7 separate regions of the Mus musculus genome follow, and regions 1, 2, 4, 5, 6 and 7 are each linked to region 3. Evidence: chromatin loops called from intact Hi-C (ENCODE). Cell type or tissue: heart. All regions are shown on one strand.

Region 1 (4,000 bases), 71 kb after region 3:
GAACGCCAGGGCCAAAAAGGGGCAGTGGGTGGGTAGGGGATTGGGGGGGTGGGTATGGGGGACCTTTGGGATAGCATTGAAAATGTAAACGAGGAAAATACCTAATAAAAAAAATAAAGGAAAAAAATTAAAAAAAAAAGAAAACAACAACAACAAAAACAAAAACCCCAGCACATCTGTCTACACATTTATATCATCTTTGGTACCACGAATTTAAAATATATGGAAGGTGATTTAAATATAGGGAAGGTTGTACATAGATTATATACAAACTCTGTACTCATTTTACATACAGGACATACACATTTGCAGGTTTGGGCCTTGGAGGCAAGGAACCTGAAGCCAATCAATCATGGATCCTTAAGGAGGGATGTACAAATTTCTGAAGTGCCTCTGAGACTATTAGAGTCTCAGGATTCAATAGAAGACACAGGAAGAGTGAAGCAAACTCCATAATGAAAAGTAAAATATTCCGATGTTATCAGCTGCTCCCTTAGCCGCAGCCTGGCTTTACATTTCCAGCTGACTATCTTGCCTTCATCTTAAATACCTCCTTTACTTCAGGAAATCCGCTCTTTGATGCTTGACCGTAGGCCGGAAATCTTTCAGGTTTCAACAGCCACTAAAATTAAGTTTGTTGTTTTGAAGAGAGTTTTTGTGTGAATTTTCCAAGATGTGAAAAAAAAAATGCATCCTAAGGGATATTTTGTTTGGATTTGGAAGTAAGAGCTAAAGAATTAAACCTAGATCTAAAAAAAAAGTACTTTTTAACTTATTTCATCACTTTTAAGATAAAGAACATTTTCCTTAAAATGGCATTTCCTTGCTAACTTAAGCAGATATCTTTTAATGTTGAATTGCTATTCAAAACTCTCTGACAAAAATGTAATATATTACCATTTTCAGCAATGATCATCCATATAAAAAATATTTAAGCAACTCTATATTGCTAGCTGTCTGATTAAAAAAGTAAACTAAGATTTTTAATTAAAAAATGTTTCTAAAGAATTATTCCATTACTTCAGTTAAGAAAGGCTAAAATTTAAAGTCACCTAAAAGTCCAGTTTATTGATTTCCTTAGGTTACTTAAAAATAAACTTGAGCCTGTATTTTCTTAGCACAAAACAAAATATTGAACACTACCCTTCAGGCATCTGACCATACTTCAAATACTGATCTTATCACTGCTGGCAAATCAAACATTGTTGGACTTTAAAAGGAAGAAAGGAAAAAGCCTGGAGCCACTGGGAACCATCAGAGGTCAGGCTGTGGCTTTCAGGCAGGCCACACACACACACACACACACACACACACACACACACACACAGAGTAAGGACACTTGGCATCCATTTGACTTCTCTTTCACTAAGTAGGACTTAGAACATGGTACAGAAAGACCTTTATTCTGAAACTGACCATCTACTCCACTTGACATCTTCTTACATACTTGCAAACAGAAACCGGAATATTCTCATGTCTTGGCCATTGGAGTTCCATAAATCAACGTGATAAATCATAAAATTATTACATCAAAGATAATTGGAAACTGGCCAGGAGTTGGATGGGAATTTTCTCATGTGTTTCAAGTACTGGCTGTGTCCTTTCTATTTTTGTCATAAACTGAGACATGTAGTAGGAGTTGAAGACCCCCCCAACAGTACAAAGCACAGAACCCAGAGGAGCTTCTACTAACTAAATACCACCAGTTTGTTTGCATAAATGCCTCACTTTTTTTTCTCAAAAGACTTTTAGAATCTTTCACATCTCATCCTCAGAGGCCAGTGAATTTCTTAGAATAGAATCAGACATTTAACATCAAAATCTAGCAACGAAATTAGGGCTTTGGCCTGAAACACGTGTGACTACATCAGACAGGAGTCAGACTCCTGAGGTAGAGGCTGGCAGGCTGGCTGCAGGAAGGTTTAAAGTGATTGTTCATTTCTTCCTTAAAACGCGTCACACTTAAATCTTACGACTTTCATTTAGACTGAAATTTACAAGGATTCTCAACGCATCCTGTTTCCCAAATTCGGTGTTTTATTGAAGAGAAATAGGCATTATTTCAGGTCCTTCTTTCATAGTCCCTTTTATATTACTGGGGAAAATATTTCGACGTGATAAGCAAGAGTGCCCAGAACCCCATTGAAAGCGACTGGGTTTTGATTGTGAGGGGGTTTGGGTGCAGCGCAGGGAGAGGAATCTGCATACTGAGGAAACCTGACCAACCGACACAAGGGGGCAGGAAGCGCCCAGCCTAGGGTTTCAATCTGGTCTAGCTGAAAAGAGGTTTATCTAAACTCTTCTTTGCCCTCCGGGTATTTATCAATTCTCTCGGCGTGGAAAAAGAAAAACGGGGAAAAAAAGCTATGCTGCTGACAGCTGGGTTTAGCTTGTCCTTCGTCTAAATTCTGCAAGGTGAACTGAGCGTCTGCAGTGACAGCTCTCTAGCTAGGGGTAGTTTAGGACAGCCTGGGGCTACATTCTCTGGAACTTCTCTGGTGGGAGACTGGCGATTCTGATCAGACTGCATTTCTCACACACCCCAAATGCTTCTTTTCACTTTAACTCTGTGAACTTTGACTGCAAAGGAGGGGCTTGATTTAAAAAACAACAACAACCACCGCCACCAATCCGCCGGACAGGGTCCGTTTCGTAAAGCACGGGAAAATCAGCAAGGGCTTGGGTGGGGGTGGGAGTCGGGGCGGGGGTGGGGGCTTGTGGTGGTGACCCTGGTGGGTATTGCACCTGCTCTAGCTAGGTAGGTCTGGCTTTTAATCCCCTGTCTGTTTGAAAATCTCCAGTGCCTTCCCAAACTGCTCTGGGTTCCTTTTCAAACTCAACAACAAGGTGTGTTCAACTTTGTTCTTCACTCCCACCCTGGCTTTGGAAGTTTCGACAAGAGGTGGCCATCCCGGGAGAGATTTCAATGACCAAGGAACGGGACTGAGATGCATTAATAGATGCACTAATCTTTAGACCTGAAGACTTGAGTCCGTAGAGCCGCGCAGGCTGGTGGTTGAGCCGCAGCCCCAGGTCCGGGCAAGCAAGCTCAGGGCGCCCCTCCATTCCAACCAACCTGTTGCACCTCTCTCAGAGCAGCTCTGCGCAGTTTCCCCGCCTGGGAGCTGATTGACAGCAGTCACTACCCAACCCTGGACTCAGGGCCTCCTCCAGCGATCAGCGATTGGTCCCCTGAGAGAATTGGAGTTAGGGGTGCAAAGGGAGAGATTTTCCTCAAAGGACTCAAAGTTCCCGGGACCTGGGACGTAGGGACTCTCCTGACTGCTACACGCCCGGGACGCGCTGGAAGTGTTTAGTGCCTTGGATTGCGGCTCCAAGGAGGGACCGTGCGGTGCATTTGGCCATCCTCCTGGTCCAGCCCTGCCACTGGGAGGGCCCCGCAGGCACCGCGCCGAGTTCCCGGCCCTTCCCACCGTGCTCTCTAGGAGCCTGCAAAGTCTAGCTTTGCATACCCGCCGGGTGAACTGTCGGAACTCTAAGGCCGGCAGCCTGCATACCACAAGGGCTCCCGGGATGGCCAGCCGTGCGCGCAGGACAGCCAAGTTCTCCAGCTTCCAGCCGATACTCGCACAGTCGCCTAGGCTGCTGCTGCTGCTGCTGCTCCTGTCACTGGTAAGCTACGTCTCCACACAGGCTGCTGGCCCCGGTGCAGCACTTCAGTCCCTGGGTCTCTCCGGGACTTCGGGAGTCCCTACAGAGGAAGCTATAGTGGTGGCAAACCGCGGGCTCCGTGTGCCCTTCGGTCGCGAAGTCTGGCTGGATCCGTTGCGTGACTTGGTGCTGCAGGTGCAGCCAGGAGACCGCTGCACAGTGACCGTGTTAGACAACGACGCGCTGGCCCAGCGGCCGGGCCACTTGAGTCCCAAGCGTTTTGCGTGCGACTATGGCCCGGGTGAGGTGCGCTACTCGCACCTGGGTGCTCGCAGCCCTTCCCGCGACCGCGTCCGCCTGCAGCTGCGCTACGATGCTCCAGGAGGGG
Region 2 (4,000 bases), 620 kb before region 3:
TCTAAGATACATGTGTACATATACATACATGTGACACACTTATACAATAGTAGGTGTCTACATGGCCTTTTCATACATCCCTTATATTGTTCATTCCTTCCAATCCCTCCTCTACACTACCCTTCTATTCCCCATCCATTTGAACCTATCTGCTCCTTATTCTCTTCCTCCTTTTAGTATTTGCTTCTTTTCTTCTAGCTTCCCCCGCCATGGAGCTTTTCTAGGTTCCTGGCCTCTGCGGGTATTCTCTGTTAAGCAGACAGAGATCTAAAGAAGCAGAACTGGGTTCACGCAGGACAGGGGAATCCGGTGTTTATCTTTCTGGCGCTGGGCTACTTTGTTCTATATAACCATTTCTACTTTCACTTATCTAAGTTTGGGGCATGGGATTTCTCCCTGAGCCCAGAGCACATTGCTTGGGTATGATGAGGACGGTGTGCTAGGATTATAGATGTGTACCATCATGCTAGGCCATTTACCTTGTACTGGAGCTCAACGCCAGGTTCTCACACTTCCAAGAAAACTTACGCTTTACCAACTGAGCTTCTCTTAGACCCTGGCTAGTGTTTTCTTAAACAGACAATTCCGACATTGCTCATCCCCACATTCACAGTCTGTGCCCTCTTTGGCACTCTTGATATTGTCCACATCAAGTCATTTGTCTTCAAAGCCAAGAGTCTGATCATCTGCTCCATCCACAGTGGCTTCTGGTATTCCTCCAGCCAGACACTAAGATGAAGGGAGAATGGATGCTATAATAAAATTAACTTACTAGAATACTGCTGTCTGCTTTGACACTTTTAGTGTGCTCAAATCTTGATCAGAATTAAGATAAACCCACAGTGTGGTTATTGTCCTCTTCCCTCGTGAGCTTTTTCTCTTACACAGTGTGTTCTAGGGTCCCATCTCACCCTTCTACTTAGGCATACATGCTTTTTCTGTATTTATCTGTTCAAAAATTAATGTCAACCATATATCTGTGACACCTGCCACACGTGTATGTATGACACATAGCTCCAAGATGTGAGAGGAAAGGTGTGATTTTTAAGCTTCTTGAATCTGGATTTTTGTGTTTAACATCAGAATCTCCAGCTCCATTAATTTTTCTATGAATTATGTAATTTTGGTTTTCTTTATGCCTAAATAAAGCCTCAGTGTGTATACACCCAGGTCTCATGACTTATTTATTCACATCTTGATAGTTATTTAAATATAAGATGCCACCTAGCATTAGGGACAATTTTACTTCTTCTTTTTCTACTTTAATTTCTTCCTTAAAAATTACTAATCTAAGACAGAGCATTATATTAAGGAATACTGTGATGAATGTAGACCTTGCTATAGATCTGTCAGAGGTCTCAGATCCTAATGGCTTCATTTCCGTCATTCCTCCCTGCCGTGTGTGTGTGTGTGTGTGTGTGTGTGTGTGTGTGTGTGTTGAGTTTGGCCTCTGTGTATATGTATGTGGGTAGTCGACCCCACCCTCTTGTGTGTGTGTGAGGTTAGTTTGCCTCCCCCCTCCCCCCACCTCTCGTTAGTTCAGCTAAGGGCTTGCCAACCCTGCTTTGTCCTTCACACATTTATCTTTGCTTCACTTACCCTTGTGGTCCTCATTAGTTAGTCTGAGGTTCATTCATTTCTATCTTGTTCCTTAGAATTTTATCCTGTTGGCCGTTTCTGAGGTCGGTTTGCTCTTCTCTTCCTAAGAAGTTTAAGAGAAATGTAAATTAAATTATTTGAAAACTTTTTTATTTTTTTAAAAAACAAGCATTCAACAAGTATAGTTCAGGCAAGCTCCATGCTCTCCATGCTGCCATTGCTGGGTCCCAAGGGTTCGGGGAAGTCCTTTTATATTTTCATTTGACTCTAAAACCATTTTCTCTCCTCCTTTGTTCCTTCAGTGACCCGCAGATCAGTCAAGGGCATATTGTTCAACATCCTTGGATATATACAGCATCTCAAATTTCTTCAGTTATTGTCTTCTACAATCATTCCACTATCATCTGACTTAAACTGGACCATAGATGTCCAAAGTGTATCCATCAAACACCAAGGAACAGACAGGCTTCTCTGAAACCCATGGGACTTTCTCTAAATACTTTATGCCATTAGTAAGTCTCAAAACAAAAGATAAGAAAACAAAAACCCTACAGTTCAAGTCTGAAACATCGCTGTTCTTTTCTGTTAGGATGATTTACATAGTGATGAGAGTGAGATTCTAAAGTCACACAAAATTATTATCGTTGACCTTTTTGCCCTTAATATTCTGTAGCAACACTTTTATGCATCTGGGTGACCAGTTTCAGAACAGGGAGGGATGTTCAGTTGGAGCTTGCATCTTTTCTTTCTTGTCTTTTTGCCTGCTGTTGAAATAGAACAGTGAATCACGAGGTCCACCAGAACCATCTTTTCTGGCTCCTTCTTTCCTTTCATGCCAGCACCCTCTGCTGGCCACACTCGGCTCTGCGGTCTATGGGCTAGAACGGGCTCCCCCAGCTCCCAAGACTTCCCATGTTGTAGAACATTTTTTCCTTTAAAAAAAATACTTACTTATTTATTTACTCACTTAAGATACAATATCAGCTTCCTCCTTCTCCCAATCCCCCCCCCCAACACACACACACACTCACCTTCTTTTTCCCTTCCTCCTTGCCTTCTCCTCTGAGAAGCAGGGAGGCCCCTGCTGGGGATCACCCGACTCTAGCAATTCAAGTCACTGTAAGACTAGGAGCATCCTCGACGACTGAGGCCAAACAAGGTGGCCCAGTTAGGGGAAAGGGATCCACAGGCAGGTAACAGATTCAGGGAGAGCCCCTGCTCCCTGGTACATATGTGTGGAGGGGAGGGGCTCTTGGTCCAGCCCATGATTGCTCTTTGCTTAGTGAATCCCCAAGGATCCAGGCTGGTTGGCTCTGCTGGCCTTCTGGTGAAGCCCCTCTATACTCTTCGGGTCCCTCGGTTTTGTAGAACATAATAAGGCAGATGTTCTAGCCAAAAGGAGTCTCCAAATTGTCTGAGGCGAGGGAAGCAAACAGAGAATGCTAGGAAGTTAAAACTATTTAGGATAAAATTCCAAGTGCTGAGTTAATGAAAGAAGAGGGGTAGAGGAGTAGAAACAAGGAGGCAGAGTTAAATAAAGACAAGATATGAACAGGAGGGATAGGCTCTGTATCTTCAAGTCACACAGAGCATTAAACTCCACTCTTTGGAGACTAGGTGTAGAAGTCACCTACTCTGCCAGGGTCCCAGGGTCCCTAGTCCCTATGGCAGTGGTCCTTGTGACTCCAGAGGTTGGGTTACCTACTGAGCTCAGGCTTGGGTTAGCAGACAGCATAGTTTTTCTTGGTGATAAGCTCATTTGTGGGTCATAGAAGATAAGGAAATCAACTACATCCTGGTAATTGTCTCAGTCAAGTTTGCTGCCTATGTGAACAACAAGCATATCCATGTCTGTACTGATCCTTTTTCATAATTAGCTTCTTTACATCCTCATTCAGGAGTGGGGACAACTTACCCACGCTCTTTGGCTTATGATTATTCTGTGTTTCAGGCTCCCAGGATGGCTCAGTCTTCAATAGGCTCCTTATCAGGAAGGTCTCTAATCAGACTTTCCTCCTCCAAACAGGGAGAATAGCAAATTGTAGCATAAGTATTAATTGCTCATGACCTAAAATCAGCTGGAATTGTCTAGATCAGCTGGCCTGTATGTATTTCTGTGTGAGATGGTCTTTTTTTGTTGACTGATGGGGAAGTACCAAACCCACCATGGGAGGCACTATTCCTGGACAAGCAGTACTGGATTAATAAGGAAAGCTAGCTGAGTGTCTGCAGCCTTGCAAGGAGGTAGTTTAGCTACACCTGTTTCTCTCTGCTCTTGACTGTGGACCTTATGTGAAAAATCTGACCTGAGTCCTGCCTTGACTTTGATACACTGTAACCTGGGTTTATAAACCAAGGAAACCCTGTCCTCTTCTAAGCTGCTTTTGGTCAGGATGGCCTC
Region 3 (4,000 bases):
TAAGGAACCTCCTAATAGGTTACCCAACTTTAAATGTGTCACTTTTATGCCTGATGTGTGCACTGATGATTCTCTGTAAAGATCTCATCTTACAAATCTTCTAAACCAAAAAAAAAAAAAAAAAAAAAAAAAAAAAAAAAAAGATACAGCTCATGAGTAAAAAGAAACCAGTGAGGGGAGATAATAATCCTAATTAATCAAAATAATCCTATGTAGTTGCAGGATGCTGTCTCCTCCCCAGACTGCCACATAACCAAATCACAGCGGGGAGTCAGTCTAGAACTCAGAGCGAGCAACTTCCACATAGCGTCGCGGTGGTTGTGTGCTCCACCATAGGGTTCTTTCCCCCAAATGGCCTTTTCTAACCTACTTGATGTTCTTGACGCTGCAGGTATTCTAGAATGTTTCTCTGTAGGTGACTGCCCTCCCTCCACTGCCCACCATCACACATTTAATCCACCCAGCTGGTTTCTTACACAATGTTTTACTTCAAATTTCATCTCAACCAAGCTGTCTCCTTTCAAGACTTTACCACCTCAGAGTATTTCTTTGGGGAAGTAGGAGTCTGTCTTTCACATCTCCATTTTCCCACCTAGATTATTCATTTGGCATATTGTGTATTTAATCTCAATGTATAGGTACAATAGATGCATATTAAATATGAAATACAAATTTAAAGAAAAGATTTATAGATGTTAGCTAAGAAGCCTGTTTCTCATTTCTGACTAAAGAATAAATCCTGCAAAATGATCAAGTCTTAAATCCAGAATGGAGGGAAATCTGTATCAATAGTGAATCCATTTATTTGTTTATATAACCTATGTAGATTGGTTTGTTGATAATTGATAATTATTCATCTCCTCATAATTATCGCAGCTATATTTTCTCCCATGTGCATTTTAATATTTATTTTCTGAAGACCAGATGGAGAAGTACATCCATCGATGCTTAATTATTTTTTCTCCCTATGAGATTTTAAAACTATACAGCGAAATAATTTCCTAAATAGAGAAGAAATACAAACGTATAAATGTTTCAGTGACACTTCGGGCTTATTTGGATTTCTTCCCTCAGTGTACTGAAGCTTGCTACCATTATCTGGAGCATATTGTCACCTTCAGAGAAAGCCCCTTCCCTCCTGTCAGAAATTGGGCTGTGAACGAACCCCAGCTCTCCAGCTTTCTTTATGCACAGTCCTCAGAAACTGTCATCCAAGTGAGCCCTTGTGGGGAGCGCCATCATCAAAGGACCCAGAAGCATAGTGAGGCTTAAAGTGTCACTCATCAGAGAGATAATGATGCTTTGGAGACCCCGTGTCATTTGATCATTTCTTTTTTCCTAAGTGCCATTAAGTCCCTCTTTGGCCAAGCATAGGGCTTAGCAAACAATGTGTAATTCAAACTCCAACGAGATTGGGCAGGAATGCACACCAACTAATCACAGTGGTGGCAGAGCCAGAGAGCAAAACTCTTCCGCCTGCTGTTTGCTGCCTATCAGCAACACACCACGGGGACTCCCGCCAAAGTGGCTTATCTGAAAAGACAGAGTAAGTGCTAAGACAGAGTTGCTAAAGCTTGTGACCATGATCAGTGGTCCCTCCTTGAAGAATTGTGGTCGAGTTAAACATAAATCAGAACCATTAATTAAGAAAAGCATCTACCGAGTCACCAGGGAGAAAAGTAGCTTGCAATGACCTTGCCAGCAGAGGCAGAAACCCTGAGCCCCAGCAGGTGTCGGGTCAGTGTGGGGCCCCTCAGCTGGCCCTTGCTTCACTTTCCTTGTATCTCTGGCCACTTACTCTTCACCAAGGGGTTTGCCTTCTGTGTTTGTTGTTAAACCCAACAGATAGCAGATGTTTTGATCTTCTTTCACCTTTGGGAAAATGCCATGCTTCTGCTCTGTGAGTCTCTGTTTCTTTGTGGGCCTGTCCTTTGCCTTCAGGTAATGTAGCTCAGTCTTTGGTGGGCTTGCCTTCGCCTTCCTTGGGCGCTTCTAGACTCTTCCCCTCTCCTGACTCACCCATCCACAGGCTTCCTCATTAGGTCACAGCTGGGCACCCTGGGCTGGAATTTCCCGTGTCCCCACTGGGTGGCGATCTTCAGCATAAGAGCTGGAAAATAAATGCCCAGAGATTTTTTTTTCTTTTTTAAGTTTACTCAGTTTATCAATTCAGAGTGGCTTTTTTAAATCTGTTTTTCGTTCACCTCATTTTAGCTTCCTACAGTTGTCACTGATAAGATTCCTCAAATATGTGAGTTTCGAGTTTATTCTTAATGCACTAACTTAAATAATTGTTCCTCACACGCGATCTATGTGTCTACAGTAACAGCCTACACTGGAACTCACCATTATCATAATAAATTTCACTTTAATTTGAACATTCTCTTAAGCTTAAAAAAATCAAGACATATTATACGAAACCAAAGAAGCTTCTTTTAAAATCACTCATGTGTAAGACAGGACAGCGGAGAAACAGAAAATACATACATACACATAGACGGGTTTAGCTTTCAGTTGATCCTATAACAAATCTCCGTAAGCCCAGTGGCCTAAATCAACACAAATGTGTCATCTTACAGTTCTAGATCAGAAGTCCAACAATGGCACCCCTGACTAAATCAGGTCCAGGCCAGCGCCATCCCTCCCAGCTTCCACAGCTCTGCCCTCCTTTAAATTCGGAGCCATGACATCCCTCAGACCCTCAGTCTACCATATGTCGCTCCCTGACTATAGCCTGGAAAGACTCATGTGGCAAGACTAGACCTTGCCAGCTGCCTTACAATGGCCGTCTAGTGCCGTGAAACTGGCATCTCAGTAAGCAGAGTTGGGTCAACCACACGGACAATTGGAGAGCGATAAAGTAACCGTAACCCTGACCTCCATGAACGTGAAACAATCAATGCTTAGTTACTTATGGATCTTACATGCTTGGGTGCTTTGTCTGCATGTATGCAGGTATGCATGTATGCATGTGTACTACACGTGTGCCCTTTGCCTCAGAAGGTCACAAGAGGGCACCAGATCTCCTAGACTCGGGGTTACAGTGGGTTGGAAACTGCCATGTGGGCGCTGGGGACAAGACCTTGGCCTTCTGCAGGAACAGCAAAAGCTCTTAATTACTGGTCCATCCTACGGTCCCTGCACAGTTATTTAGTATATCCACTTCACAAGGATAAAGTCCTTACAGTAGTAACATACAGATAAAAAGAGGGAAAAATTCAAATCCATATTTGACCTCAATATATAACATTAAATTTTAAATGACAAATTAAGGAAATGCATTTATAGTTTCTACTAGAATTGGAAAATTGGCTAAATTCCATGAGATAAAAATATCTATTAAAAAATAGAAGAAAATCTCTATTAAGTCTAAAAATATCTATTAAGAATAGAATGAAGAAAGAAGAAAGAAACTCAATCTAAAAACAGGCAAAAATGTTCATAAACAGACCACAAAAAATAAAAGCAAAATATTCTGAACATATAGAAAACTATTCCCAGTTTCTCTCATAGCTGGGCTACTCAGAAAGTTTTTCCTGGGGGGAAAACTGTTAGTGTTAACTTTTTTACATAATTTTAAATTCTTACCTACTTAAATTATGTATGTGGTCAAACAATATTAACTTCAAATATTAACTACAACTCTAAAATATAATATAAAATGAAAGAAATGAACCTACATGGATATAATATTGTTGAGATCAACACAGAGGAAAAAATAGTTCTGATAAGAACTTTAGAACAGGTTTCTATAGATCCCAAGGGAATATCTGTATATATTCTGAGAATACTGATAACTACCCCCACCCCCACCCCCACCCCCCAAAAAAAAACAAGGAAAAAAAAAGAATGTGACACTCTGCATGTTGAGTGACAGTGGTGTTACTGGTATTGTAATTTTAGTTGTATGATAAAATGAAGCAAATAAATAACCTTATCAGGAGTTCTGAGTTTTAGTGTTAAAAAAAAGGAGATATAAAAAGTGATAGAAAACGTAGTA
Region 4 (4,000 bases), 200 kb after region 3:
AAGTGCTTTTCAGAACTCATTGTTCAGTGGTTGTAATGATGGCTGCTCTTGGGGAAGAAAAAAAGGCATCCAAGGCATACAAGGCACGGATTCACCAGGCAGGGAAAATTGTTTGCATCCCATGTGTGAAAACCAAACAAGTTGCTTGTCTTGTGGCTGGTTCTTTGTCACTGTGTGTTTTTATTATGGGTTTATACTGTCTGTGTGTGATTTGGGGAGTTCGCTCTTAACTCTGTGGTAGTATGACATATCACAGCTCGGTTCTCATGACCTAAGTACAGGCCTAGTCCCTGTGTTGATTCTCTGACGGAGACCAGTTTCAACAGCCCGGTTGGAACTTCCAAGGAGAGTCAAGCTAACCATTTCCTCTTGCACAAAGAGGTGCTGCAATCATGATGCTGGTCCTTGGAGCATTTGGAGATTAAAATGCAGCCATTTTTGTTAGGCGGTTTTAGGACCTCTCTGCAGTGTGTCCAATGTAGTAATGTGTGGGAGAGATAAACACAGGCTAGAGACTAGGTTCTGACTTCCACCGGCTGCTCAGGAGGTTCAGAGAATTCTGCTGAGAGGGCTGCACTGAAGGAGAGATGGCTCTGTGGCTAAGAGCACTGGCTGCTCCCATATGGCTTCACTCAGAGCACTCACAAGTTGGCTCACAACTGTGTGTAGCTCCTGTACCAAGATACCTGAATGCCTTCTTCCGACTTCTGTGGGCACCAGCCATATACCATGTGGTACACATATGTAGATGCAGGCACTATATTATGCACTTAATATAAAAATACATTTTCAAATCTTTTGGTGAGCTCGCCTGAGTCCTTTTCGAGTTCCCTCTCCTGCTTCTTTTCTGTCCATCATCCATTCGCCCGTCAAACCACCTTGCATACACACAGATTCAATTATGAGAATAAAATAATAAAGCTGTTATTAATAACCAATACATTGTCTGAAATTCGGTAGGTACTTGACAGGGATTAATTTATCCTCCCGACTTCCCTTACCTCATCTGTTGACTACCAAAAGAAGGAAAATATGAAATTCTAAAACAGTTCATCTAATTATTTTGAAGACATTGGAACTGCACCATGTCATTGCTAAATATGCTTGGTTTTGCTTCTTTAATGTTCATCCTAGCTTCCTCTAAATGATTTAAAAATAAGTTTATAGATGCATTTTTGCATAAGAGTTCCAAACTTACGGTAGCAAATCATCCTCTGATGGAGATCAATAAAGTAGAATGTAGCTATATGTCTGGTTGATATCCCATAACAGAAGGGAGTGAAGCGCCAAAACCTGCAACTGACAAGATTCATTTCTAGTGTCAGAAGAGGCAAATTCAAGGAGTGCATCTGTGTTTGCCCCTCCGGTTCAAACTGGCGTGATGGCTGCCGGACTCCTTGCACATATAAAAAAAACTTTGAATTCTTCACTTAACTGGGTGAATTATGTGGTATGAGACCTGTATCTTGATAAAACTGCTCAAAAGTAAAAAGGACTTACTTTGCTGAAAATAGTGTTATTTTAAGGAACTCTGGCGCACGTCCCTGTTGCATGTGCGCACTGGGAGAAGTGAAGGGATGCTTGCCGTGCTGAGAAAGGCTGTTGTTTATTCTGTGCACTAATGGCACAAAATCTGGCGTCGGCATAAGTGGGCTGATTTGGTTAACGCTGCTGCAAATGGTTCAATTGTTTTAGGTCCTCAACCTCGTGCAGTCCTACGTGACCCTTCGAGTTCCTCTGTACGTTTCCTACGTGTTCCACTCCCCCGTGGGCGTGGGCGGCTGGCAGCATTTCGACTTGAAGTCAGAGCTCCGACTCACATTCGTGTACGACACTGCCATCTTGTGGAACCATGGGATCGGCAGCCCCCCGGAAGCTGAGCTGCAAGGTGGGTGGCTGTGGCTCCCAAAGCATCTTTCCTACCTGTGGTAATTACTCAGAATGATAATTTTGTTTTTATTTCAGGTAAAAATTAGGGGGGGGCACCTTTCGATATCGTTATTTTTATATTCTCTAATAACGTGACGTTTTAAAACCTTTGTCAAGCCCGGCGTGGTGGCGCACGCCTTTAATCCCAACACTCGGGAGGCAGAGGCAGGATGATTTCTGAGTTCAAGGCCAGCCTGGTCTACAACGTGAGTTCCAGGACAGCCAGGGCTACACAGAGAAACCCTGTCTCGAAAAACCGAAGTGGGGGGGGGGGACCCTTTGTCAAGGAAAGATCATATCAATGCTTCAAACTTTGCATGATGTTTGACTGTGAAATTTAACATCTTTGTTTCAGGCATACAGTCTATTGCATGTGACTAATTGTTTATATTTTACATAGGCCAATCCATAGAGCTTTCTGGTTTGTACTAAATAGAGGAATTCCAGTTGTGAAAGTTGGGAATAAAATCCGGGGGAAAGTTGCACATTTTGCTTCTGAAATGAGAGGATCACTTTAAAGTCCAATGATAAACCCTGTCCTGGGTGCCAGTTCTGACTCTACAACTGATTCGTTGTGATCCGCGTAACCTCAAGCACACTGCTTAAACTTGAGGTTTGAATTTCTTCTGAAGGACAGTCCAAGCTTCAGTCGCTTTCTGGTTAAAACGCCATCATTCCGTGATATCATAGACAAATGCCATAGAACACTGGCACAGAGAGCTCCTGACTCTAAGCCCTTCAGCATCTGCAGAGCTGTTGGTACCCAGGTGGGAATCGGGAAGTACAGAAGCTATCTAGGCATGTAGCTCGCATCTGTAATCCCAGCACTTAAGAGGATGACGCAGGAGGGTCGCTGTGGGTCTGAGGACAGCCTGGGCTGTGTAGTAAGACTGACTCTCAGATGATGATGGTGGTGGTGGTGATAAAGTTTTTGCAAGCAAAGTGCACACGTGTCTAGATGACCCACAAAAAGAATTCATGCTTTTTCCTCTCGGGCTCACATTCCTCTGCTGAGTCTCTGAACATCTATATCACAGCAACTTGACACATTGACAGCCAGGAAGACAGGACCAATTGATAGCATACCTGAAGTATAATTCCATCATATAGGACAGATTAAAATTCCCTTCGAGCAATGAGGAAAACACAGTGACCATCCTGGACGGTCGATGCAGACTGCCTCAAGGGATTTAACTCCACATTGTATCTTAGAAGATACACAGAAAAAAATGAATATTTTCATTTCTCTTCTAGGTGAAGAAGGGGGTTGGGAGGACCTTACCAGGCTGACTGTGTAGCCCAGGCTAGCCTCACCAGGCTGACTGTGTAGCCCAGGCTAGCCTCAAACTCTCTCTCTCTCTCTCCTACCCACACACTTCAGTGCTGTACAAGGGTGGTCGTTGAGAATCATCAGTTTTCTTTAAGCCCGCACAATTCCGCAGTTGTTCTGGGGTGCTCAAAGGTGTTTTCACGTACATGTATCTGACTCTACAGTCTCAGCAAGGCCATTTGTCATCTCTCTCAATTACAGATTTGTTTTTGTAGAACATCACTTTAAAAAAATGTATCATAGTATTTGTGTTATTTTATAGAAACCTGGCTCATATTACTTAATTCATTTTGCCCTTCATTTATCCTTATCAAAGAAAGAAACTTGTAACTATATTATTATTATTATTATTATTATTATTATTTGTTTTTTTCAAGACAAGGTTTCTCTGTGTAGCCCTGGCTGTCCTGGAACTCACTTTGTAGACCAGGCTGGCTGAACTCAGAGATCCACCTGCCTCTGCCTCCCAAGTGCTGGGATTAAAGGCTATTATTATTATTATTATTATTATTATTATTATTATTATTATTTAGAATAGCCATATAGGTCAGAAGAAAAAAGGTCTATGGATGAGGGTGTCTGGCCACCTACATTTTATCCTCCTGGGCTTCTCTCTGTAGGCTCTCTTTACCCAACCAGCATGCGCATTGGTGAGGAGGGACGCCTGGCTGTGAACTTCAAAACAGAGGCTCAGTTCCATGGCTTGTTTGTGCTGTCCCATCCTGGTAAGCCTCATTGTCC
Region 5 (4,000 bases), 960 kb before region 3:
GCCTCTCTGTAGCCGGTCCTTATCACTGAATTCAAGGCATTCTTCTCAGTGTGAAGTGAAGGCTAGGAGAGAGGAGTCACAGTACTACCAGCATGTATAAGGGCTTAGACTGGATTGAAGACTGCCTGGAGGCCTTGGTGATGGGTGTTGGCAGCTTTCCCCCTCTCGTAGGCAGGGTCCTGCCAGCCAAGGCCTATGGACTGTCACCAGGGCCTGAGATAGTCCAGAAACTGGCACGTGGCTTCCAGTCCGTAAGTATGTGGTCAGATGTTCTAGACACTGAGATGTAAAGCACTTGGTTTGCCCTCCTAGAATGTGCCTTGCTAAGGTTGAGCTTGAGGTAGTCTGAACTCCCTGTAATTCTACTGCCTGATGCTCTCTATTTGACTTGTTTTGTCTCCCCACTTAAAGAGGTCTGCAGTTAATAAGCGTAACGGCCTGGGTCATCAGCCCTTGCATCCCTCCTGAGCCCAGCTTTTGACTCTTTCCTTTTTTTGTTATCTCTTCATTCTCTTTCATCCCTGGTCTCCCTTGGGACCCTGTCCAGAACCTTGATGAAGCTGGTTCAGGCCTTGTGTGGATACCGGGTGAGCTGACCACAAAGGTGGTAATTAACAGGGAGGATACAAGATTACCTGGGTACTAGAAATTTAGTTAAATATTTGAATATTAAATATTTTTGCTCAGCCCCTGGTGTTCACAAGATAAACTCATCTTTGATATTGTTATGGCATATCCACCAGAGAAGACTCAAGACACAGGTTTAAGCCAACAGAAAGTCTTTATGAGCAGGACAAGCCACTATCCTGGGTGTTTGGGATCCCAGTGTAGCCCCAACCTTTCTCAGGGCAGATTTTTAAGCACAAAAACCATATTCTGGGTTGACACACTTGTTAACATGAACAGTTAGCTAGAAGCAGAAGCCAAAAAGCAAGGTAAGTACATTTAGAAACTTTTCCAGAACTATGGACTGTGGTTGATTAGGTCTTTGTTCAGGTTTTTAGCCATGTGAGCATTACATAATGGAGTCAGTTATGCTAAGATCAGGATTTCTTGTTTGTTTGTTTGTTTTTCGAGACAGGGTTTCTCTGTATAGCCCTGGCTGTCCTGGAACTCACTCTGTAGACCAGGCTGGCCTTGAACTTAGAAATCCTCTTGCCTCTGCCTCCCAAGTGCTAGGATTAAAGGTGTGCGCCACCACTGACCGGCCTAAGGTCTGGGTTTCTAATAAGGTCTGGGAACCTGTTACTTAAGGCCCTGTGTGGTTTGGTCCGTCTGTGCCCCTATTTTCACACACTGACCTTCTACTTACTAACCCTTATTTTGTCAATGATGTTTTTACTGTTACTTTCCAGAAGGATCTCCCAGGCTTGCTACAGAGCTGTAGATGCCTTTGAACTCTTGATCCTCCTGCCTCCAACTCCCAAGCTGCTGTCATTTCAGGAATTTGCCATTACACCTGGCCTCAAAGTTGATTTTTTAAAAATAAAAGTTCAATTAGTTTCACATTTATTTTATTTTACTGATTGTTTCTCATTAGGAAAGTTGCAGTGTCATTTTCTCATCGTGACATTAAAATTATTTAGTAGACTGGTTATTCTATGTAGCCACTAGAGGTCAGGACTTCACTTAAAAATAAGTATTGCACTGGTTGTGATAACAGATTTAACTTTTGGCTTGTGAAGGAAGGGTTGACACAATATTGTTTTCTGATAGTTCCCTGTATTTGTCAGGGTCCTTCTCTAGAGTAACAGAATTTATAGAATAAACCTCGATAGATAGATAGATTGATGATAGATAGGTAGGTAGGTAGGTAGGTAGGTAGATAGATAGATAGATAGATAGAAAATGGATGGATGGATGGATGGATGGATGGATGCATGGATGGATGGATGCATGGATGGATGCATGGATGGATGGATGCATGGATGGATGGATGGATGCATGGATGCATGGATACATGGATGGATGGGTGGGTGGGCTGTGAAGTTCTGCTCTTCCTGTTTCAGCCTCCCAGTTATTTTGACTGTAGGCCTGTACCACACTGGCCTTGAACTTCTGATCATCTTTCCCCAACCTCCAGAATATCTGGGGCTGCAGATGTGTGTCCTGTCTTAGTTGGCTCCAGAAGCACTTTTATAAATTGTGGGGTTTGGTCAGGGCCTAGTGGCATACACTTATAATCCCAGCACTTAGGAGTTGGAGGTAGGAGGATCAGGAGTTCAAGGTAGTCTTGGCTATGCAGCAAGTTTTAGGCCAGTCTGTACAACATGAGAGATCCTATCTCAAAGCTCAAAGAAAAAAAATCTTATATGATATTTTGTTGTTTGATTTCCAGTACTGAAAAATTGATTGAACCCAGGACCTACTTCATATAAGCAGATCTATCACTGAGCTATATCCATGCCCTTTTTAAAAGTAATTTTTGTGACAGGGTCTCTTTGTAGTTCAGGCTAGCCCAGACTTAATGAGTCTGCAGTTTCAGCCTCCTAAGTACTGGAATTAAACAGCACTACCTCCTTTGGTATAATTAATCACTGACAAATGATCTAACATCACAATTTGTTAGGTAAATACTTTGTTTAAACATAAAAAAAAACAGCTACTGGGATAGTTAATGAATTATCAGTGATTTCCAATGTCTTTTGCTAGTTTCTCCATCTTCCAAAATAAAATTTAATATTTTCTCTTTCAGTCACTTTTCAGAGAAAGCTCATAGTTCTAGAATGAGGTATTATATATAAATATAAAGTTTACAGAACATTAGAAGTTGTGTCTGTTTTGCTTTTTGAGACAGTCTTACCATGAAATGTAGGATAGTCTCAAACCCAGGGGCTTCTCTCCTCAGTCTCTTAGAGCTGCTGTGACAAGCGCACACCGCCACGCTGGGTGCTTAGACAGGGCTGAGCATCCCACCAGGCACCTGTTAATTCTGTTTCTATAACTTCTGTTTGATAACCATGTAGACAGCACGAGAAATCGTATTGCAGAGCTGAGGATGAGTGGTGGGCTTCGGCACTCAGCACATAGAAGCAGAGGGCTTCTGAGTTTCAGGACAGTCTGCTCGACATAGTGAGTTCCAGACCAGCCAGGTCTACATGGTGAGACCCTGTTGCAAAGTAAAACTCAGAATGTGTGTGTGTGTGTGTGTGTGTGTGTGTGTGAGAGAGAGAGAGAGAGAGAGAGAGAGAGAGAGAGTTGTATTTTGCCAGTGGTAAGAGAGAACATTCACACACAAAAGGAAACCTTCGCTCTCATTTAATAGGGTATTAAAGGGGAATTACTACGAGTAAACTACAGTGGGAAGCAAAATAGCCCATCAAGAGCCCTTGGAGTGACTGTTGAATAAACACACTGGCATGTTTGTATTGGGCTAGGGAATAGTTTAAGCACCTAGATTTTAGTTAATCCTGTTTCCCAAAGCAGTAATGTTCTCTATATTTGCATAGCAACCCAAGGAAGCCAAACAAAGATGGACTGCCAACAACAGAGGCTGAGTCAGATTGTGTGTGTGTGTGTGTGTGTGTGTGTGTGTGTGTGTGTAGTTTCAGATTAAACAACTGTATTGAGATTTAAACAACATATAGTTCCTCTTTAATTTTACCTCCACACAAAGAGTTAATATGAACATGGGAAATGAACCGAAAGTTACAAAGTATACAGGTGAGCTGTGTGAGCAAAGGACGCCTTGGGGGTGAATAAGACTACTGAATGATAGAACTGACTATGAAAAGGCTCTTCTAAAACTCTGAAGCCGTGACACGGGCCTGCCTGCATAAGATAGCCTCTGGCCTTAACAAATTGACAATTGCTATCCAGTCAACCCCTGGTTCTTCGGTCCACTACCTCATGTCAGGAAACTGCTAGCAGCACTTCCGTGTGTCTTGAGTCCACACATTCTTCCTAGGTTGCAATCACTCCCCTGTCCTCTGTATAATTTCATGCATGTTTACAGGCCCAGTTAAAGGTTCCTTTCCTTCACAAAGTGTTCAAGTAGATT
Region 6 (4,000 bases), 140 kb after region 3:
GTTTGGGGCACTGCACAAGTTCACACACACAACAACAAGGGGTTAGATATGGCTGGATGTTTCCCTTCTTAGCAAGTGATGGCGCACTGACATTCCTGTCTGTGAACAGATGGGAACTGCTTAAGTCGGGTAGTTACTGCTTCCATCTCTTTTCCCGTTCCTCAGATCAGAGCCTTCAGACTTTTCCAGCTATTCATGACCTATGTACTAGGTTAGATCAGCTTTTCTCTGCTGTAACAAAGAGCCTGAGATAACCATCGTAAGAGCACAGCCTACTCTGGTTGATTCGAATAACTGGCCCTCATCCTTTGGCCCTGTGGCATGGCAACAGATCATGGTGGTGTTTCTAACGCCCACATGGTGACTCACAAGCTCCTATAACTCCAGTTCCATAGATATATGCATACTTATGTACAAAACACCTATACACATAAAGTACTAAAATAAATACTAAAAAGATGAATGGGGGTGGGTGTTTCCCCGTGTTCCTGAGACTGAGGTAAGAGTATTGCAAGTTCAAAATCTGCTGCTTTGCACTATATAGTAAGACTCCACCTCAAAAGCCAAACTAACAAACGAACAAATAACAAACTGGAAATGAACTGAAAGACAGAAGTGTCCATAGCCTCATCACCTTGAAGCATGAAATCACCTTGTGTGTGCAGTTCTTTCGACATAGCAGTGTCCACAGCACATGTTGCTGCTTCTGCATCACAATGTCAAGAGTTTCCTGTTTATTGACTTTTGTGGGGTGCAGCCACTCAGCAGTACTGGGGATTCACCCAGACATCCATTGCACACACCAGGCAAGTGCTGCGAGTAGTTCCAGCCTCAGCCCTGTAGCTACTGTGTAGTGGCTGAAAGGTTTGATAGTGCTTTGACGTAGTACAATAGAGTACTCCTTGAGTGTTTTGCGTCTGGGGCAATGATGGGAACTATTATAGTCGATGCTTCCTTTCAAATCTATTTTGACTTCTTTGGGAGCAAAACTCCCATGGAAGGCTCACAGGGTCAGGTAACAGAGCGTCCTTTTGCTTCCTGCGTGCGTCTTGTAGGAACTTTTGAAGAGGCTGAGGTGAGTTAAATGTCAAACGATGAGGAAGCAATCCCTTCACAGCTTCAGCCGCATGATCTGTTGCCTTTGATTCTCAGCGAGCCTCCGACAGCATAAATTGTCTGTAGTTTTTACTTCTAAATATTTCAGAGGAAACAGACCCTGTGCCTCTTCCCCGATTGCTTCTCCCTGTGTAGATTTTCATTCGGTCAACAGGAGTCTTGACATTTCTCCCTCTCTCGTATTTCTCTACTGTAGCTTTCTTTGTGTCAACTCAAAAGAGAGGAAGCTAGAATTCGAACTATGCCTGTAGCTGTGTTTGTGATTGAGGCTCCCCCACCCCCACCCCCTTTCTCTTTTCCAGAGAGACTTAAAAGGAATTAGTGATGCCTTTGTTTATGGACCTCATAGATCAAAGGAAGTTGAGGGATAGGTGTGGAGTGGTCAGCTGATAACACTCCTTTCATTTTCCCAACAGAATAGCTCTCACATTATAGAGACCAGCACCAGGTTCATTTTCTCCCTAGAGGCAGCCAGCTCCATTTTGGTGGGAAGGTGGGAGGAGAGCCAATGAAAGGGGCTGTCTGTTTGCTCTCAGGACTGGAGTGGAGTCTAGTGGGAAGGGGAGTGGAGAAAGAATATTTGTTTTTCTTTAAGTGGTTATAATTAAAGCCTTCCACCCAATTGCTCTGTGAACCAGAAAGAGGTATTTGTGAAGGTTTTTGTGTGTGGTTTTTAAGAACATTGCTGGCCTCTGAATAGAGAAGTCTGCTCTCCAGCGGCACCTTGTGGTGAGTGGTTTTTAAATAAATAATTTTATCAACCGAGAGAATACATAAACACAAGGTATTTTGATCTTATTCATCCCCCTACTCTTCCCACATCTACCCCATCTCTTTGTTTCATGATTTTTTTTTTTTTTTTGCTTCAGACTACTGCATGCTTCTTTCTGTTTTCCAACTCTACCCCCAATCCTGAAAGAGGGAGGGATTTCTCAAAGATTGTATCATCCAGGAATGTTTACCAGTCAATTGAGAGGTTAGCTCCATCTCCATGCACGTGCCCTGGAGTTGCATATTAAATCCAGCAGTATTCTTTCCAAAGTCGCATAGTTTGTGACTTTTTAAAGGCCATTCATTCAGGAAAGCAGTAATGGCAGGTTTCACACTCTTTGTTTTCCAGGTGGAAACAGGTTAACCAACCAGCATTTTCGACTGAATTGGGCGTGGATCTCCTTTGAAAAAGAGTATTACTTGATCAACGAAGACTCCAAATTTCTAGATATTGTTCTTACACGCAGAGGATACTTGGGAGAAACTTCATTTATAAGTAAGTTTAATTAGCACTTCACCTGTGTTTATAATTTTTCTCTAGTGATTAAACCATAGCACGAATTTAGCTTGATGAATTTAAAATCTTAGTGAGATGTTGATATCTGATTTTTGGCTACGAAGAGATCATGTCAACAGATTTGTGTCAAGGTGCATGAGTGTGACCTTTCGCCAGTAAAAAATAAATTCGCAAAATTGGAAGTAATCACCAGTGAATTCGAAATAAAATCAAATGTCACTGGGTTAGAATAAGCTGATGTGCATCTAATTTATCCCCAGGGGACAAGTCATCTGAAACAGTGGTGTAAAATACTCATGACAGCTACTTTAATAAATAAGCAAAATGTATTCAGTGAGTTGTTAGGTATCAGACACTGTGCACTGAGTTTGAAGGCTCTGTGGTTCACTGTAAATTCCTTCCTGACTGCTACATCACATGAAAGGTCTATTCTGTGGGTTTTCTTTGTTAAAATATTAAATGTTAAATCCTAGTTGGTTACTTCTGTCTTATGCAATAAAACCAAGAGTCAACGGCAAATAATTATCTTCAACTTTGATTCATGTCCACATTTCATTTCCTATAACCATAAAATATGGAAAGATATGAAGCAGAAATATAGTTGGTGTAGAGTTCTGAAGCCCTTGATGACACAGAGATGTCACTTTGAGAAACGCCCACTTAATAGGATCTGTAAACACAAAAGAGCTTTGTGGAGGGGAACGATGAGGCAGGAACACATTGGCAGAAATATAAGGGCTGTCTCCGAAATTACTACTGAGAAACTGTGCTGGACTGTTGGCCTGTGAACATTAGGTCCCTATCAACAGAGGTTCCCCCACTAATCTCTCTGCTCTTCCCTGGCACATTTGGACTCTGGATATTAATATTTTTTATTTTAAAAATAGGATTTTTACTGCCTGGTGGTACCTCCCTTTCCTAACACGCAGGAGGCAGGTAGGCAGATGGCTGTGAGTCGGAGACCAGCCTGGGTTTCCCAGTGAAACCCTGTGCAGAAAACCTGAAAGGAACATAAAATGTCTTGTTTTGTTAATTTTCGAAAGAGGCCTTTCCAGCTGCAGCCGGGACAGCAGCTCCTGGCCCTTCCTTTGCTACACTTGCACAGGACTGCAGTTCCCATTCTGTTTAAGATTCTGGAGTGCGGTAGATGTTGACAACACCCTCCCGTTGAGACTTGCTCTCTCTCCCTGCGCTCTGCTCTGTGCATGTGCCCATTTGGCTGTCAGGGAGGGGTCAGGCCCAACTATGCTTTGTGCCTGAAAACACAGAGAATACGTTGCACTGAAAACAGGCAAAAGCAGCACACCTCAGCAGTCACCAGCGATGTTTTTATCCATTATGCAACTTGTCCCATTCTATGTGATTGGCACTCATTTTTTCCACGGATGACACTGACACTGAGAAAGTTAACAGTTGAAAAGTATTTTATAGACTTTTAAATTCTGAACATTTTTCTCACTGCCCTGCTGCTTTTGTTTGGTTTGTTTTTGTGGTTTGGTTTTTGCAGCAGAATGCTAATGTGTTTTTCTAAGTTATGTTTGGAGCAGCTATTGTTCCCTGAGCCTGTGACTATATTAGCGATACTCCGCAACTGTC
Region 7 (4,000 bases), 95 kb before region 3:
AGTTCAGATCAAACCTCAGTCATACCTGATTCCCTGGACTAACATGCCGGACTTAGAATCTCCAGTTAGTTCGCTCAGATCAAGGACATTGGACTTATGATACACTTTCCTTCTTGGTTTGTTACAGTTACAATCTGTTTCCTGTGTAACGCCCAGGTAACTGCAACTCTAACACCACGTGCTTTCTGGGACAATACTGGGGGTGCAGTGTCTGAGCAAGAAACATGGCTACCATCAACAGTGCCTGTGCTGAGCCCTTGTCCTCTGCAGCAGCTGTGTGTCGCCTTGAGTAATACTGAGAAAAACATGGCTTCCGTGATTAATGCTTCCTTGCATACGATGCTATTGTGCTTGTGAAATGATATAAACAATGGCTTTTGAAAACCGATTCAAAGACGCTTGAACAGAAAAATATAGTCACCATGGGATGCAGGGTTGAAGTATTCGGCTTTGTGAGATGCATTATCCCAGTTCTGTGTATAATTTTGTTATGGCTTATTTCCCTGTCAGGGGCTAAAATCGCTGCCCTGTGGTTTCTCACAGGGGTGGCTTCTGCTGGTTACGGTGCACCAGCTACTTTCTTTCTTTTTATTTCCATTACATGTCTGTTGCCATGTCATTAAAGTGCCATGGTACATCATACATCGATCAATGTGCAACGGCTCCCTTTGCCCTAACTTCTTGTTTTGTTTTTGTTTTGTTTTGTTTCTTATAACTCTTCCTATATCTTTTTGTCTTGCTTGTAGCTTATAAGTCTTCCTTTTTTAGCTTTTCAATACAGTCAGTATGGAAGAAGTCCAGAACTGAATTTGATTTTTAAAAACTGTATGACAGTGTTGGCCTCTAAAAGAGAAGACCTGTCTGTTTCCATTCGGTATATTGATTCATTTAAATAGATCCTTTATCTTACTTAATTTGAAAAAGTAAATTATACAATTATTCAAAAAATGAAAATTTATTATAGCAATCATATTATAATATAATTTAAAGTTTAGACAATTGCAATGCCTAAGCAAAAGTAGGGATAACAGGAAGATAAGAAATAAAAAACAAAACTAAAAGGCCTTTACTTCTCCCTGCAAACACTAGGACTATTCAAACTGAGGGATACCTTCTGCCTTTCTACGTATTGTTAGGCAGCACGGGGCTCAGACTGTCCACAGTATTTTCCTTCACTTAATTATTTATACCATGAGTGTTTCTCCATATCATTATATATCCACCAACAGGCTGGTCAAACCCAAGGCCTTGTGCACATCAGCATGTACCTTACATCCAAGCTACAGCCCAGCCCTGTAAAGAAATACCATTTTGTTTTGTTTATTTTACTAATTTATAGCTCATGAAACTGTGAGATCTTTCCTGTTATTTATTATTGTAAATATAGCTTTCAAGGCTTTAAATTATTTTTTTTAGACTCCAGAAATAGCATTGTTCTAAGACAACAACAAACAGTGGTTTTGTCTGTGGTTCTGGGATTGCATGTATATTCACACACTTCCCACTGCTGACCCCAGGGTGTTTCTGGGAAGGGTATTTGACATATCGCGCATATCCCTTTTTCGAGACAGCAAGCTAGTTCATGTTCCTAATGTAGTGAAACTAAGGTCAAATATTCAATTTGGTTTCAAACTGAACAAAACTTCAGCCCTTTGTCCTCTCTTTTGACTCAATTCCCAGACAGTGTCTTGTGCATGCACAAAGAAGTCCACAGATAAAATAAGTCATTGAATTATCCCTATGAAAGCAACCATGCTAAAATAGAAAAATTAAAATTATTTTGCATGCAAGAGGATGTCTTTATTCAAAACAATGAATTGATTACTCCTGAGTCATTTTGTGAAAGATACCAAAACGAAGCAGCCTGCCAAGTAAAAGTTGTATGTTGCTTTTGTAACACCAAAGACATCCTTCATATAGGGATCTTTTCTTCTAGTTGATTACCTGTCTACAATTTGAAATAACAAAAATGTGGGAATGTATGCTCTTAGTTCAAGTCCAGTCAGGTTCACCGTGCCCACCAAATTCAGCAGGCATCTCTAATACACACGAGACTCTTGCTAGTCCGTTAGTGACCATGGAATAAACTAAGAACTGACAACACGGCACATTTGTAAGGATATTTGTTAACATTAAAGTTAAACTATATAAACAAATACATGATGGTTTTGAGGATGATGTTTTTTTTCCCTAAACATTCTCTCCAGACTTGATGAATGGAGTAAACAGAATTTAGACAAACAATAAAGTAATTGACCAAAACGTCTGAAAATGAAGAAGAAAAATCCTACTGAGAATAAACACAGAGGCAGCCTTCAAACATTCAAACAAACCACTTCTCAAACTTAGTGTGCTTATATCACTGATAAAGAAACCTGGGCGGGGGAGAGAGAAAACACAAGTATTTTTATTGGCAGAAATTTCAGCTTTGACGTGGTAACCATTTGTGGAAGAGAATTTGGATTCAAGACTGCCCAAATCACAGTATTTGTAAGCACACTAGCATCCCCACTGGAATGCGTTTTTAAAAATCTGTGTCTTAGAAGTGCAAATTAGATCCAGTACATAAGATATTCAGCAGGATAAAGGCAACTCAAAACAGAGCATCCGAACAACAAATTATCATTTCTGCATACTTTGACTCCATGGCTCTCAGCTGATGTAAAAAGACATGTTGAAAATAACCACACGTACAAGTCCATTGAAGCATTTTCACAACAAACCAAAACTGGAAATGATCTAAATTTCCACCAACTTTTGGTGTATCCATACAAATGATTTCAGTAATAATAAAGGCACACACAACATCACTGGATGTGAATGGGAGGAGATCAGCCTAAAACAGCACATGGGACCTGATTGTGTTTATATGGAGTTCCAAGCTGGCGAACCAAGATGTCTGGATAGTAATTAGAAGGAAGATGTGTGTCTGCTGAGAGTTTCAACTGTAGAAGAGCAAGAACACAATAGAATTTCTTTACTCTTAAGCAAGTTTATAGGCGTACATAAAATATATGGCATTTTACATCTCCTGTGTACAAATAGTTTGGGGCCACTAAGACGGCTCAGTGGGGAGACGTTCTCACAAGCCTGATGTTACTTAGTCCTATTTCCAAAACCCATGGTGGAAAGAGGGAACAAACCCCTGAAAGTTGTCCTTTGACCTCAGCAAGCACACCACCTAGCATACACACTCACATGTGCGTGTGTGCGCGCGCACACACACACACACACACACACACACACACACAGATGCATGCACCCACACCCCTGCACAAATTCTAAATAAAATTAAAGTTATTTATTTATTTATATAAATAAATGTATAATAGTTTTGATTACATATAGGTACACATATTATATATATAGTTAGAACACCTATTGTATACAGACTTCTATTAAAATGGATATGCTAAATATATTTAAATTATACTCCAACTAATTGTTATTTATGTAAAGAACATTTACATAAAGTCAATATTAGCAGGCAGGCATTTATCAGGGCCAACTTCATGATGGGGTTTAGTCTCATCTATGTAGCAAGCCAGTTCCTGGAAATGTATGCTGTGATGCCAGAAGAAAATACCGTGTGGATACAGCACACAAAGCTCACACTTATAAAGGGCTTAGCCCAGCAATCAGCAGCTACCATGCCACAAAATTTGCACAACGATCCCAAGGACTGCATGAGCAGTGTTGGGCATCATGGAGGGCATCATCTTCTAGCCTGGGTACATGATTGCTATGTGGCCGTATAAACACTGGGAAGATGGAAAGCATTTTATGATCCCTCTTTCTTTACCTACTTCTGGAGTCTGTTATCTTTTCCATAAGGAAAATTGGAAACCATGTACTTTCCTGCCTCCTGTTCTATTCCTGAGCTTTATACAGGGGTCAGAGAATATAAGGAGAAAAGCCAGAGAGATTCAGGACCATGGTTCTCATTGCTCCCACTGGAAACTAAAGATGAGATTTGAGCATCCATTTTTCAATTTGCTCA

Evidence for each region. Hi-C counts contacts between places; a loop is a spot of excess contacts. Peaks named below come from ENCODE experiments on the same cell type or tissue, not always from the same donor. Only the 100,000 strongest peaks of a DNase experiment are listed, where the experiment ranks them.
Region 1: a loop joins it to region 3, with 2.8 times the contacts of the local background. A loop is called at or near these places in 3 of 42 quality-filtered maps.
Region 2: a loop joins it to region 3, with 4 times the contacts of the local background. A loop is called at or near these places in 5 of 42 quality-filtered maps.
Region 4: a loop joins it to region 3, with 3 times the contacts of the local background. A loop is called at or near these places in 20 of 42 quality-filtered maps.
Region 5: it touches region 3 in a loop (2.7-fold over the local background); 10 of 42 quality-filtered maps call a loop at or near these places.
Region 6: it touches region 3 in a loop (6-fold over the local background); 18 of 42 quality-filtered maps call a loop at or near these places.
Region 7: it touches region 3 in a loop (2.1-fold over the local background); 3 of 42 quality-filtered maps call a loop at or near these places.

Annotation. Positions count from the first base shown.
Region 1 is chr3:53,656,619-53,660,618 of GRCm38, reverse strand. Frem2 (Fras1 related extracellular matrix protein 2) reads left to right here and starts at 3,264. Exons shown (of 24, transcript NM_172862.3): 1 at 3,264-4,000. The coding sequence starts at 3,535. In heart, a CTCF peak has its summit at 2,239 (motif pointing right); a DNase peak (open chromatin) is centred at 3,168; H3K4me3 peaks cover 2,139 bases; H3K27ac peaks cover 1,955 bases.
Region 2 is chr3:54,351,901-54,355,900 of GRCm38, reverse strand. No RefSeq gene overlaps it. Among named protein-coding and RNA genes, the nearest start is that of Gm31095, 7.2 kb to the left of the region's middle. In heart, a CTCF peak has its summit at 2,459 (motif pointing left); a DNase peak (open chromatin) is centred at 2,440.
Region 3 is chr3:53,728,065-53,732,064 of GRCm38, reverse strand. It overlaps Gm30735 (a long non-coding RNA gene), which reads right to left. Exons shown (of 5, transcript XR_867291.2): 4 at 2,020-2,110. Among named protein-coding and RNA genes, the nearest start is that of Gm30735, 27 kb to the right of the region's middle. In heart, a CTCF peak has its summit at 2,082; no DNase peak of the experiment used is centred here; H3K4me3 peaks cover 864 bases; H3K27ac peaks cover 573 bases.
Region 4 is chr3:53,523,647-53,527,646 of GRCm38, reverse strand. It overlaps Frem2 (Fras1 related extracellular matrix protein 2), which reads left to right. Exons shown (of 24, transcript NM_172862.3): 17 at 1,696-1,888; 18 at 3,880-3,984. Among named protein-coding and RNA genes, the nearest start is that of Stoml3, 37 kb to the right of the region's middle. In heart, a CTCF peak has its summit at 1,842 (motif pointing left); no DNase peak of the experiment used is centred here; H3K4me3 peaks cover 514 bases.
Region 5 is chr3:54,686,904-54,690,903 of GRCm38, reverse strand. No RefSeq gene overlaps it. Among named protein-coding and RNA genes, the nearest start is that of Supt20, 6.2 kb to the left of the region's middle. In heart, a CTCF peak has its summit at 1,600 (motif pointing right); no DNase peak of the experiment used is centred here.
Region 6 is chr3:53,588,098-53,592,097 of GRCm38, reverse strand. It overlaps Frem2 (Fras1 related extracellular matrix protein 2), which reads left to right. Exons shown (of 24, transcript NM_172862.3): 3 at 2,237-2,383. Among named protein-coding and RNA genes, the nearest start is that of Frem2, 67 kb to the left of the region's middle. In heart, a CTCF peak has its summit at 1,842 (motif pointing left); no DNase peak of the experiment used is centred here; H3K27ac peaks cover 757 bases.
Region 7 is chr3:53,823,366-53,827,365 of GRCm38, reverse strand. No RefSeq gene overlaps it. Among named protein-coding and RNA genes, the nearest start is that of Gm24851, 18 kb to the left of the region's middle. In heart, no CTCF peak of the experiment used is centred here; no DNase peak of the experiment used is centred here.